2 separate regions of the Mus musculus genome follow, and region 2 is linked to region 1. The links are chromatin contacts, found by Hi-C or POLR2A ChIA-PET in ENCODE. All regions are on one chromosome and are shown on one strand. The core of a region is the stretch at or near the end of the contact, and the rest is flanking DNA. Distances in the headings are between cores, read along the strand shown.

What was found. Hi-C counts contacts between places; a loop is a spot of excess contacts on that map. ChIA-PET counts read pairs that join two places held with the same protein, here RNA polymerase II (POLR2A).
Region 2: a loop to region 1 is called in a map of heart, with 4 times the contacts of the local background. The contact joins the promoter of Wee1 here to the enhancer-like site in region 1. A Hi-C loop is called at or near these places in 9 of 37 maps with a recorded cell type or tissue (adrenal gland, gastrocnemius, heart and 1 more). POLR2A ChIA-PET finds 5 or more read pairs at or near these places in 4 of 5 experiments (Patski and embryonic stem cell).

What each region holds. Positions count from the first base shown.
Region 1 is chr7:110,160,769-110,167,228 of GRCm38, reverse strand. No RefSeq gene overlaps it. Among named protein-coding and RNA genes, the nearest start is that of Wee1, 42 kb to the right of the region's middle. RefSeq lists an enhancer at 908-4,420. Within about 2 kb of position 2,953, at least 1 of the 3 ENCODE cell types and tissues checked has a DNase peak (open chromatin) inside an H3K27ac peak, as active enhancers do; it is heart, where a contact is called at or near this core.
Region 2 is chr7:110,118,325-110,124,784 of GRCm38, reverse strand. It overlaps Wee1 (WEE 1 homolog 1 (S. pombe)), which reads right to left and starts at 2,726. Exons shown (of 11, transcript NM_009516.3): 1 at 1,860-2,726; 2 at 124-329. The coding sequence starts at 2,435.

The sequences.
Region 1 (6,460 bases), core at 1,704-4,203:
CTCTCTTCTGGCCTCCAGAGCCACCACGTACACACCCACCATGTCCATAGCCACCACATACATACACAGCACTTACATACATGCAGGCAAAACACTCGTACATATAAAATAAAATCAGCCCGGCAGTGGTGGCGCACGCCTTTAGTTCCAGCACTTGGGAAGCAGAGGCAGGTGGATTTCTGAGTTCAAGGCCAGCCTGGTCTACAGAGTTAGTTCCAGGACAGCCAGGGCTACACAGAGAAACCCTGTCTCAAAACACCCTAAATTAATTAATTAATTAATTAATTAATTAATTAATTAATTTAATTAAATAAAAAGAGCCGGGCATGGTGGCGCACGCCTTTAATCCCAGCACTCGGGAGGCAGAGGCAGGCGGATTTCTGAGTTCAAGGCCAGCCTGGGCTACAAAGTGAGTTCCAGGACAGCCAGGGCTTATAGAGAAACCCTGTCTCAAAAAACCAAAATAAATAAATAAATAAATAAATAAATAAAATAATAAAATAAACAAAATTTAAAGTAAAAAACGAAACAAAGTTCTCGTGGTAAACTTATAAACGGGATTCAGTACCTTTCCTTCATGACTAGAACAACCTGTGTTCTCTCTTTTTCTGTGCCATAAAAACGGCACATTTTTAATCCCCCAGGTACTCTGAGGAAAATCCCAGCACGGTGAAGTCAGCACTCAAGTTTCCCCAGGGACTCCCATACAAGGAGGTGAGGAAGGGTCTTAGCAGGACGCGTGCAAAAGAACCATCCCGGCACCGAAACTGAGTGGTAAGTGAGGCATAGAGCATTTGCATGACTAACGCAGGGGAAAACCCACCAGAGAGCCATTTCTATTTAAATGCTAAAAATGCAGAAGTGCATCTACTTGGGCCTAACATGGCTTTAAAAGGAAACAACCGTGCCTCTGGAGTTTTCTGGGTGGAGATGGGGGCCTTCTGTAAAGAGAGAGAGAAACCCAGGCCTAGTGACTTTGCATGACTCCTCCTGTAGAGGCCAGGCAACACTCCAGGTCTCAGGGCAGGGGGTCCTTTTCTGCAGAGTCCTGAATTTATAACATTGATTTTATTTCCTTTCATTTACTATTTATATGTAAGAAGCAAGGTCTCAAAGTAACTGTATAACCAAAGAAGACCTTGAATTTTGGATCCTCCTGTATCTATCTCTCCACTATAGACATGAGCCACTACACCTGGGTTATGTGTTATGGTCATACATTCCTAGCCCAACATTGATTTGAGATTTTTTTTTTTTTCCTTGAGAGTCTTATTATGTAGCCCTGGCTGGCCTGGAACTCACAGGGACCCATCTGCTGGCCTCTGCCTCCATAGCTGTGATTGAAGGAAGGGCTATGTGCAGCCTGCATTTCTGTTTTTTAAGACTTATTTTTATTTTTAACGTATGTGTGTCTACACTAAGGCTAGAAGAGAGCATTGAATCCTATGGAGTTGGACTTACAGGCAGTTGTGAAGCGAGTGCTGGGAATTGAACCTGGGTCCTCCGGAAGAACAGTAAGTGCTTTAATCACTGAGCCATTTGTTCCGAGCCCTGGACCCACAAACTAAACTTAAGAACTCTTTGGTAATCAGAAAAACTACTGGACTTCCTTCCAAAAACACTGCACGTCTGCCTAAAAGTTGAAACAGCTCACCCAGTTTCATGAATAACCCTGGATCCTAAAATGTTCTACTTGAGTCAACCCCCAGGTTAAGGACCCCTGGTAGGCTTGAATAAACACATCTTATAACACATGCTGCCTTCAAAGCCTGTTTACAGACGGTGATAAATAAGAAAATAAATAAATAGGAATTCATTGAAAAGAACTACTGCCTTCAAAGACTAGTTAAGTCTGTTTACTAGAGGTGGTATACCTGGGCAGGGTTGGGAAAGGTGATTAGTGAGTCCTTTAGTCCAACAAGCAGTATCCTAGATCCGGGGCTCAAGAGCTTCAAGGCCAGAGAGACAATGGGACTTTGAGGGATTTGTTCTGAAACAGGATTCACTGTAACTCAGGATAGCCTCAGATTCTCTATGTAGCAGAGGCTGGTCTTGACGTTTTGTTTCACCAAACGCTGCAACCACCGTCAAGCTTACCTGTCTCTAAATTGTGGTCTTGGATTGATTCTGACTGAATTTCCCAGACGCGGGTTGTCAGGGCATGATCAAGGGAAACCCAGGCCACAGGTGCAGTCCCTGGGTCACCCAGGAAGAGCTTGCGGAATGTCCTGTCTGTGAGTGCCCTCTGCTGGGAACGCTCGGTCCCGCTACGGGACTGCGGCTGCGCACTGGCACCACGGGGCGGCGCAGACTTCTTGGGTGTAGTGCATAACCCAGCGGACTGCCTAGCCTCGGTAACTCCAGTAATGCTCTCTAATATTGTTCATCGTGCCTTCCCTCCGACCCCTCAGACCCTCTGCTTCTCATCATGACTTTGACCACCAAACCGTACTCTAGGCTCCTAAGGCTAGTCGTAGAAACATCGGAGCACCCGTTGCATATATGAAACATGTTTCTCACGACTGAACCGAGTGTTTCGATTATAATTCCAAGGCAGAAAAGGATGCAGGCACGTCGCGGCAAAGAGAAAATGGACACCTGGGTGGTGAGGAAAAAACGGGAGCGCCCAGAGTCTAGCTCCGCACAGCGACCTCACAGTGTTAAGTGCCCGGTACCCTGGATTTAGCAGGGCCAGCCCACTCTGCAGCAAAATTAAGCAAAGCCAATTCCTCCCTGTGTTGGAGAGTTGGCACCAGTGACGCTCTAGACTTGAGCAAAAGGACGCCTGCTAAAGCGTTGATCAGGGTTGGGGCCCTTGCCTAGCAAGCATGGGGCTCTGGGTTCCTAAGAAAACTGAGCCCAGGATGTGAGCCACGTGGTGGCTTTTGTCCGGTCTTCCCGGGACCACGGGCGCCAGCAGGGGGCGAGACGTTCCTTTTAACCCCGCTCAATTGAAGTTAAAAATAGAAGCTGAGTTCAACTGAAAAGCATGAGACAGCAAACGTAGAGAAACTTGATCAGGCCGATATGAAGTAACATTTCCAAATACGGCAGTAAGGGCATGAGACAGAGCAAACGTGGAGAAACTTGATCAGGTCGATATGAAGTAACATTTCCAAATACCTCAGTAAGGTAAGCAGCTTCGGCAGGAGCGCTGCTCTAGGAAGTGAATGAAAACTTCGAGGTGTAAAAAATGTTAAGTTCCAAGTCAGACATCAAATGAACTTTCAGGGATTAAAATGGTAAATGTTTTAAAGACAAAGACACGCAATATCAATTAGAGTAAACGTTTTATCTGTGGATAAATATTGGAATTCTCCAGCTTTAAATAACAAAATATTACAAGGGAATTCAAAACCATGAACACTAAACAGAGTTTTAAAAAGTAATAATAATAGCCTGAGAAAAACTGTCTCCAACAAAATTCAAGCTGAGAGTATCTCAAATGAATAAAACTTTATACAGAAAAACAAACCAGAACTGGGTGGTAGTAGCACGTGCCCTTACAGTCAGCACTTGGGAGTCAGTCACCTTTCTGAGTTCGAGGCCACCCTGTTCTACAGAGTAAGTTCCAGGACAGCCAGGACTACACAGAGAAACCCTGTGTAAAACAAAACAAACAAACAAAAAAAAACTCACAACCAAACAACCCCCCCCCCGCCAGCCTCCTACATAAAACAGATATATTGGTGATAGCCTGTAATCTAGCACCTCAAAATCAGAGAATGTGAGTTTGAGGCTAGCCTGAACTGCACAACAAGACTCTGTCTCAAAAGAAAACAAACAACAAACAAAAACAAAAAAGAAAAAAAAAAACGCTAACAAATCTAATAAGATGGGTGGGTAGCACCGCCCATCTGAGAGGTAGGGCAGGTAATTAGGAGTTCAAAACTGCCACTTTTTCTCCCCTCCTGTATTTTTATTTATGTGTATATGTGTACACCATGTGCATGCAGTGCCCACCAAAGGCAGGAGAGGGCGTTAGAGTCCTCTGAGACCAGAGTTACAGATGGTTGTGCGTTACCAAGTGAGCCCTGGGAATTGAACCTGGGTCATAGGGAAAACTGAGCCGCCAGTGCTCTTAGCAACTGAATCAGCTCTCTAGCCCCTAACGATATGATAATTTTAAAAACAGACTCTTGAGCTATATAGGCCAGAATAGGGCACTGGATTCCCTGGAACTGGAGTTGCAAACAGTTGTTAACTGAGTGTTCTTAACTACTTAGCTTAATTGAAAAGTGGCAGCAGGAAGATCAGGGGTTTAAGATCAGGCACAGCTACAACTACAGTGTGTTCCCAGTCAGCCATCCCTAGCTACACAGGAAATTGCCTGGGGGGATGGGTTATAATGCTTAAGAGTCTGGTGTAGGTCTGCAGCACAACAAATAAACAAAACAAAGTGGAAAAGCAAAGCAAACAAACAAAAACCTGCTGCCCTCCAGCTGACCAGAGTCACCTGAGAAGAGAAAACTTCAGTTGAGAGATTGCAGGTCTGTGGACACTTTCTTTATTTGAAACAGGGTTTCACTATGTAGCCCTAGCTGGCCTGGAACTTGCTGTGGAGACCAGACTGGCCTAGAACTCATGCGATTTGATCCATAAGAGAAGGCTGAGAGAAAGCTCAGAACAGTGCTAGATGAGACATGCTACTAGCATCTGGTTAGGCAGGGTAGGGGGTAATCGATAAGATGAGATCTGAACTAAGAGACAAAGGAAATGAGCAACAGGTCTACTTCAACCTGAGGGAGGAAACAGAAAGGAACAGAAAATATTAAAATAGCCCTGAGGCGAGAGTGCGCGCCCAGCAGAGCACCCACGGATTCTGTGTGAACTGAGCATACAATAGTACTTTGAAAAACAATCATAAATTCATTAGGCTAAACTGATATAGTCAAATATCTAATTTTACCTTAATAAATTTAATATAAACAACCTCAGAAGGAGGTGACTTTGTAAAAGTGTCACTTCACCCAACTCTCTTCCAAAGCTAGAGTCAGACACTAAGTATTAAGATTTCATCCTTCAGGAGCCGGGCGTGGTGGTGCACGCCTTTAATCCCAGCACTCGGGAGGCAGAGGCAGGCGGATTTCTGAGTTCGAGGCCAGCCTGGTCTACAAAGTGAGCTCCAGGACAGCCAGAGCTATAAAGAGAAACCCTGTCTCAAAAAAACAAACAAACAAACAAAAACAAAAAAACAAACAAACAAAAAAACATTTCATCCTTCTACAGTGTACTTTAAATAAAAAATAAATAAATCTTAAAAGGGGGGAGGGGCTGGAGAAATGGCTCAGCGGTTAACAGAACTGACTGCTCTTCCAGAGGTCCTGAGTTCAATTCCCAGAAACCACATGGTGGCTCACAAATACCCGTAATGAGACCTGATGCCCTCTTTTGGTGTGTCTGAAGACAGCTACAGTGTACTTTAAATAAAAATAAATACAAACAAAGATTTTATCCTTAACCCAGGCAGTGGTAGCACACACCTACACACCTTTAATCTCAGCACTTGGAAGGCAGAGGCAGGAGGATCTCTGAATTCAAGGCCAGTCTGGTCTTGTCTCAATAAAAAGATTTCATATTTAATATGCTCAAATGTTTTCTAGATATGAATTAAAATACTATCATAGTTCATAGAGTCATTAAAGCAAGAGTCATAAAGCATTGAGTGGGGCTGGAGAGATGGCTCAAGAGGTTGAGAGCACTGACTGCTCTTCCAGAGGTCCTGAGTTCAAATCCCAGCAACCACATGGTGGCTCAAAACCATTTGTAATGAGATCTGGTGCCCTCTTCTGTTGTGCAGGCAGAACACTGTACACAATAAATAAATCTTTTTTTTTAAAAAGGCCACTAAAGGGGCTGGAGAGATGGCTCAGCCGTTAAGAGCACTGACTGCTCTTCCAAAGGTCCTGAGTTCAAATCCCAGCAACCACATGGTGGCTCACAACCATCTGTAATGAGGTCTGACTCCCTCTTCTGGAGTGTCTGAAGACAGCTATAGTGTACTCACATGTATTAAATAAATAAATTGAAAAAAAAAAAAAAAAAAAGGCCACTAAAGCAGCCAGAAGAGGGTGCCATATATCATGGAGCTGGAATTCCGAGCAGTTCTGAGCTGCCCAGCGTAGGTGCTAGGAACAGAGCCCAGGTCCTCTGCAAGAGCAGCAGATGCTTCAAGCTGCTGAGCCGCTGTCTCTCCAGCCTCTGGGTTTGTGGATTTAAATGCCACTGATACTCTACCAATCTTCAAATAAAATCCTGAACCAACTTCTATCCTGAGCTCCACATTCAGATCCATCTATACACTTGATTTCTAGGGAGATGCCCAACCCCCCCCTCTCAAGTTTGAAAGTCTAAGCTGGACAGCTCAGATAAAGGTATCTGCTACCATGCCTGACCACCTAAATCCAATTCCCATGACCCATGTGGTGAGATGAGAGAGTGATTCCAGCAGGCTGACCTC
Region 2 (6,460 bases), core at 1,477-3,976, 42 kb after region 1:
ACAGAGAAACCCTGTCTTGAAAAAGCAAAAAAAAAAAAAAAAAAAAAAAGAAAGACAGACAGACAGACACCTAATTGTGATAGTATATACCTTAGGTGTGCAGAGGAACCAAACTATACTTACTCATTAAAATACGCTCTCTTTCTCCCACGACACCGTCCTGAGGAATGGAGCAGTACAGGATCCGGAGTAAAGGGGTTAATATTCACTTGGGGAGTTTGCCGTGTATCGAATTCTCTTTTTCCTGACTTTTCTGTGTCCATGAATAGAGAACTACCCCGGAGTTTAACAGAGCCGGAATCAATAACTCGCGCTTTGGAAAGCAAACTCTAGGAAAGGGAAATACAATCTTCAGGACCCAGTCTTCTGGAGTCTTCTCTATATAACCTCCAACTTGCCTTCCTAAGTGGCCAAGTATGTAGCCCAAAGCAGCACATTGTGAATGAAGCTCTGCACTAGAACCCATGCAGGGAGAGGTTCCGTTACCCGACTTGGGGAAAGAAAAGAACAAGGGAGGGGGCAACACACAAGCCTTAGTTATACTTCAAGTAAAACCAATGGCGGCTGACTTAGGAGTCAGGTTGAATACTAACTACTTATCTGCAAAAGATAGCAAAGTAAAAACCCGTAGCTAATCCTAAAATGGACCTTTTGCAGTGACTACACAAAAAGTTCTTATCAGTAGCTAAAAATTAACAGGCTCTTTTAACATTCTAAAAATAAAAACACTCACTCTCATAAAAAAAAAATCCCCACCTCCACCTCAAGTAGGCTTTTGCAGGCCACCTCCCTGGACTCCTCCCCTTACTAAGGGGGATGGTGCCCTGGGCCTGTCCGCCTATAAAATTAGCAAAGCACAAAAGCACCTGGATGTTCGAGATTTAAGACTAAAGTTGCATGGAAATCAATAGATTCCCTTTAAAAGGCTTATGTCGAGGGGCATGGTAGGGCGCCTTTAGTTCCAGCACTCGGGAGGCAGAGACAGGAGGATCTCTGAGTTCCTAGTTCCTACAAAGTAGGTTCCAGAACAGCCAAGGTTACACAGAGAAACGTTCTCTCAAAAAAGGGGGGCTTATTTCCCGTGTTAAACTTACAGGTACCATGCCTGTCTTTATTTTGGAAATTGTCTACTCTTAATGTTTTTGTGACTTCTCAAGTATTACCATGACAGTATGCATATTCACCGGCTATTCCAAACGGGTTCTGAACACACTCTGCTTTAAGACACATTAGTTTTGACACACAGACCAACAAAACGGCAGGGGAAACTCCAGAATAAACACAAAGCTTCCGTAATACTAAATCCCGAAAGACAATCAAAAGCAACCTGGAATATCCATGAGTTCACGACGGTAAACACAGAGACTCAAAAGGACGCGCAGAATCTCTAATGCCATATCACATGGAACCACAAGTCCAGGGGGTTGGAACAAACCCTTTAATAAACCTAACTCCTTCCATCCGTGCCCCCCAAATTACAGGCCCGGACACCGGATTTAACAGGCACCATATGGCTCGGAGTGTCAGGTGGCCAGCAGCAATCCGGCACCCTGGCACACCGGACCACCGAGACCCAATACTCAACCACCTGGACAGCGGGGACCAGGCCCTTTGTAAAGTGGAGTAGTTACAGACCAGGCCCATTGTTCAGTTACATAATCTTAACCGACAACTTCTAGGCAGAGCCAAAAAGGGGGGCTGCCAACTTTTTTTTTTTTTTTGAGTGGCGGCGCAGGACAGCGAGCGGGGTGCGGCGGGGCGGTTATGTAACCGAACCCGGGCAGTGGCGCGCAGGGCTGCAGCGCCGCGGCCTTTTTTTTTAAAGGCCCTGGAGCCGGCTCCTCCGCCCCCTCCATTACCTTGGGAGTGTGCGGCGTGTCGAACAGGCGCAGCTTGCGGAAGGTCTTGTGCGGAGGGGTGCTCGGGTAGTCGGGCTGCGGCGAGCAGGGGTCGTCCATGGCTCGCGGAGCCCCGCAACCCTGCGGGGAGGCATCCCCTGGGCCGCCGCAGCGCACTGGCGAGAACGGGCTGCTCAGAAAGTAGGCGGTCGAAGGTGATTTGACGGGCGACGAGGAGCCGAAACCCTCCTCCTCCCAAGAGTCGCCCTCGGCGCCTCCACCCGCCGCTTGCGCGCCTCCGCCGCCGCCCTGCAGCAGCAAGTCGTCCTCCAGCTCTCCCGGGCTGCTGGGCTCCGCGCCGGGCGAGCGACGGCGGCGCTCGGCCTCGGCCTCGGCAGGGCTGCGTGCAGAAGGCAGGGGCGAATCCGGTTCCTGGAAGGCCGAGTCCTCCCCCGTACTGTGGCCGCTGCCTTCCTCCTCCTCCTCCTCCTCTTCCTCACAGTCGCTGCCCGGCGAGAAGATGAGCTTCTGCCGCAGACTGTAAGCGGCTCCTACGCGGCGGGTGGGCGGCGGCTGCTGTCGGCTCAGGAAGCTCATTTCCCGGCTGCAGTCACGGCGGAGCACGGGAGAACACAGGACCGGCGAGCAGAGGCCGGCGGCGTCCAGGTCGCGGCTGGCACAGGGGGCGGGTCCGCCACGTGCGATCGGGCGCGCCGGGCTGAGGCTGCAGCGGGCCTGCGCGGCGGCAACTCCGAGGCCCGTCAAGCTCACGACGGGGCGACGGCGACGGCTGCGGCGCGGGATGTCCAGCGGAGACTGGCCGGTCCAGTGCTGGCGAAAGGCTCCGCAAGTTCGTCCGCAAGTTCGGGTTCCGCGGCTTCCCGCGACCGTTAACCACGTGAGGGCCCAGCCCACCAATCCCCGCCCAGCCCCGGTTTGAAAAAACAGGGAGGGCGCGACGTAGCCCACGGGGGAGGAACCAGCTACGCGATTTTGGCGGGAACTCGCTGACTCCGCCCCACAGCCTAGGCGCGCCGCCAGTCGTGGGCGGGTCGCGGCATCCCGGGCCAATGAGTGGGCCTGGATTGCACAGAACCCCACCCAGAGTCTATGTTTAGAGGACCGGAGCCTGCCGGGAGCCGCCCTGCGAGGAGGGGCGAGAGGACGGCGGCTACTGCCCAGTGCTGGCCTTGGGTCGGCCTCCCTGTCTCCGGGTTCAGAAGCATCCGGACACCGTGCAGCCTTTGGGGACGCCTAGAAGCCTGGTCCAACCCCAGGTTCTGAGGCCCGACCCCTGGGGCGTTCTGGGCGTGGCTGTGTCCAGTCACGTTCTATAGTCGCGGTCCGAGCCGGAAACAGTGACCGAGCTCTGGACCTTGCCCAGCGCGAAACTCAGATAATGAGCTGCAGGACTAGGACACAGAGGTGGCCTCTCACACAGTCTTGTGTCCCTCACAGCCAGACTTATCCGTGATAATTGGTCCTGCCACAAGCCCGAATGCCTGACCTGCAACCGTGGTGTTTATATTTGTTCGCTTACACGTGAGAGTGCGCTAGCCAAACTGATTGGTCCCGGGAGAGAAAAAAAACAAAACAAAACTGAAGTGTAACAGAGGTGAGTGCTGGCGCACACACCTGTGATTCAAACAGTCTGGAAGCTGAGGCAGGAGGACCAGAAGTTTAAAACCCCTTTGCTCTGTAGTGGTCCTGTCTCATAATTTCCAGGAAAAAATAAGTTTCCACAACCTTCTCAACCGTAACTTAAATCTGTTTACAACAAGTGTGTTCCTATTTTGTATGCTATGATCAATCATTTCTCCTTGTTACGGTTTTGTTTTTTTTTTTTTTAGCATTCTCTGCTGGAGTGGGAATTACTGAGGCCAGACTGTCATACAGAAAAGTAGGTTTCTTTTTCACTAGGAAATTAGAACCCACTTTTGGGGAACTGAGGCCATCAGTAGAAAGCTTGATGTTTTTTAATGTAGATTCACATTATCTGGATAATAGCCTATTATACTCTTCTGTTGTCATTTACTGTAGTTAGGAGTACTAATGTGTGTGTGAGCTTTTTTTAACACTTCAAAGGCTGAAAAGTCAAACTGATTTTTGTTTTTGAGACCTGCCTTTGCCGTGTAGCCCGATTATTTGAACCACCTCCAGAGTGCTGGGATTATAGACCTGTGCACCTGCCAGGCCAGGCTGATGGACTGATCTTTGGTTTGGTTTGGTTTGGTTTTGTCTTGTTTTGTTTTCAAGATAAGAAAACTGTGTAGCCCTAGCTGACCACTAACTCACAGGGATCCATTTGACTTGGGAGTTCTGACATTGCTGTTAGATGGGTTGATCAGGGTGACCTGAAAGTAAGATTGAGCTCAACAGAAGCAAATTGCCCTTTACTTAGAACAACGCAGGCCAGTGAGTTTGGCAGTTTCAAAGAGAACTTCTAGAGTGGAAGTTTCCATATGCAGATCTGTTCCACTTAATAGTATCTCAAAAGCATAAATACAAAGGAGGTTGTTATAGTGATCTTCTTGTGGGCAACTTTTATCAGCTTGTCAATGTCAACTCTTCTGAGATTCTCAGTTCATCTGAGGTTTTGGTTTTTTTTTTTTTTTTAAGCCCTCCAATTACAAGTATGAGTCACAGGTCCAGCTTCCAAGCTAAAATTTAAAATTATTATTATTGCCAGGCTGGGCGGCACTTAATCCCAGCACTCAGGAGTAGAGGCAAGCAGAAACTACCATCCAGCTGAAACTACCAAGTAAGACCCTATTTCAAGAATAAATGATGATTATTAGTGTTTGTGTACATGCTACTATGTAAGTGTGCTGTAGTATGTCTGTGAAGGACATTAACCTTTACTTGAATTGTAGTAGTCAAACTCAGGCTTGCAAAGGCCTTCACTCTGAGCCATCTGTCAGCTCTGCCAAGCTGAATTTTTAATAAAAGCCCATTTTAGTACCTAAGAACATGGCATGAAGGATCCTGAGATCCTACTTGGTGCTTCGAAGTAACCACAGCTGTCTAAATGTGTCTTTTCGTACGCTAACCCAAACTGTAATTATGTTGAGCTGGTTGTTCTCGCTGTGATTGTAGGTCTCTATCAGTGGAGATTCAGGATTCCAAGGTGCATCACACCTGGCTCACACACTTACTTGCCTTTAATTCTGTGTAGGATAAGAACTTTACACCTGATGGCGGTGAGAGCCCTGGAGGGGATATCTGTCACCTCCTCTTCACACCTCCCCTTCTCCACACTTTTTTATGGACAGTTGACATTTTCTTAATTTTACAGGACATATAAATAAAAGTAAGTTTAGAAAACTGCCTTTAATTTATCTGTAATATGATCTATATCTTAAATTGTGCTTTTTAGGTGAAGGGGAACATTAAAACCCCTTACATACCTGTCCCAAATTCAATAGATGTTTCTGAGCCTCTCCTATGTAAGAATTCTGTTTACAGCCAGCAAGATGGCTCAGTTGGTAAAAAGCACAAAAGCACCTGCCACCAAGCCTGATAACCCGAGTTTAATCCCCAGGACCCACATGCTGAGAGGAGAGAACCAACTCCTACAAGTTGTCCTTTGACTTCCACACATGCACACAGTGTAATATTCTCTCTCTCTCTCTCTCTCTCTCTCTCTCTCTCTCTCTCTTTCATACACACACACACACACACACACACACCGGTAATAACCAGCTTTGAATACATGTAATAATCAAAGCTCTGCGGCTGTGCAAGCTCACACCCAGGCCCAAGGCTCTGCTTTAGTGCCTTCTCCAGCTTGCATCCATCTGCAAGGCATTTGCTCCCATCCCTGCCACCCTCAGGGACTAAACAGTCTCCTTTATTGTTGCACTGTTCTCTTGTGGCTTTGGTGCTCATTATCTTTTAACTGATAAAGAGCCCTTAATTATGATATTTGATGGTTTGTTTTCTTGTTCCAAGTCAATTTGCCTATTTAAGATTTTAAACAAGGTTACTACTGTGTTCAATGAAAGCTTATAAACAGATAGAGTTTTTTCCTCCATGGTCTTTTCCCCTTTCTCTAAAATAATAAAGTTTTCAATGATTCAGAAGTCTCCCAGGTCTCCCTTTCATTCCCAACCCAATTTCCTGGAGCTAAACACTGTTAATAAGTGTTTGTTTTGATTTTATCTCATACTTTGCCACCTGCCTACCTCCCTAGACTGGGAGCTCCTCCAAGTAAGGCTGGGTGGCCCAAAGGACATTGGTTCCAGATAGGAAGAACTCTTAATCTGTAGACCTAGGATTTGGACTCTTGCCACGCAAGTAGTCAGGAAGAATGGGAGAGGTCAGTTCCCAAACCTTGTATGGTATGGTAGTATGAAAGTTAAAAATACCTGCTGGCCTGGCAGTAGATAGCTCCACAAGAAAAGGTGCTTGCAGCCAGGCCTGGTGGTCTGAATTCCCTCCCCAGAGCCCACATGATGGAAGGAAAGAACCAACTCCCAAAACATGTCCTCTGACCGCCACATTTGCTCACACACAAAGGTAGAGAAGAAAAAAGTAAAAGCAAGACTCAAGATGGGCTGTGGTGGCACACGCCTTTAGCCCCAGCACAATGGAGGCAGAGGCAGGAGACTCTGAATTGCACA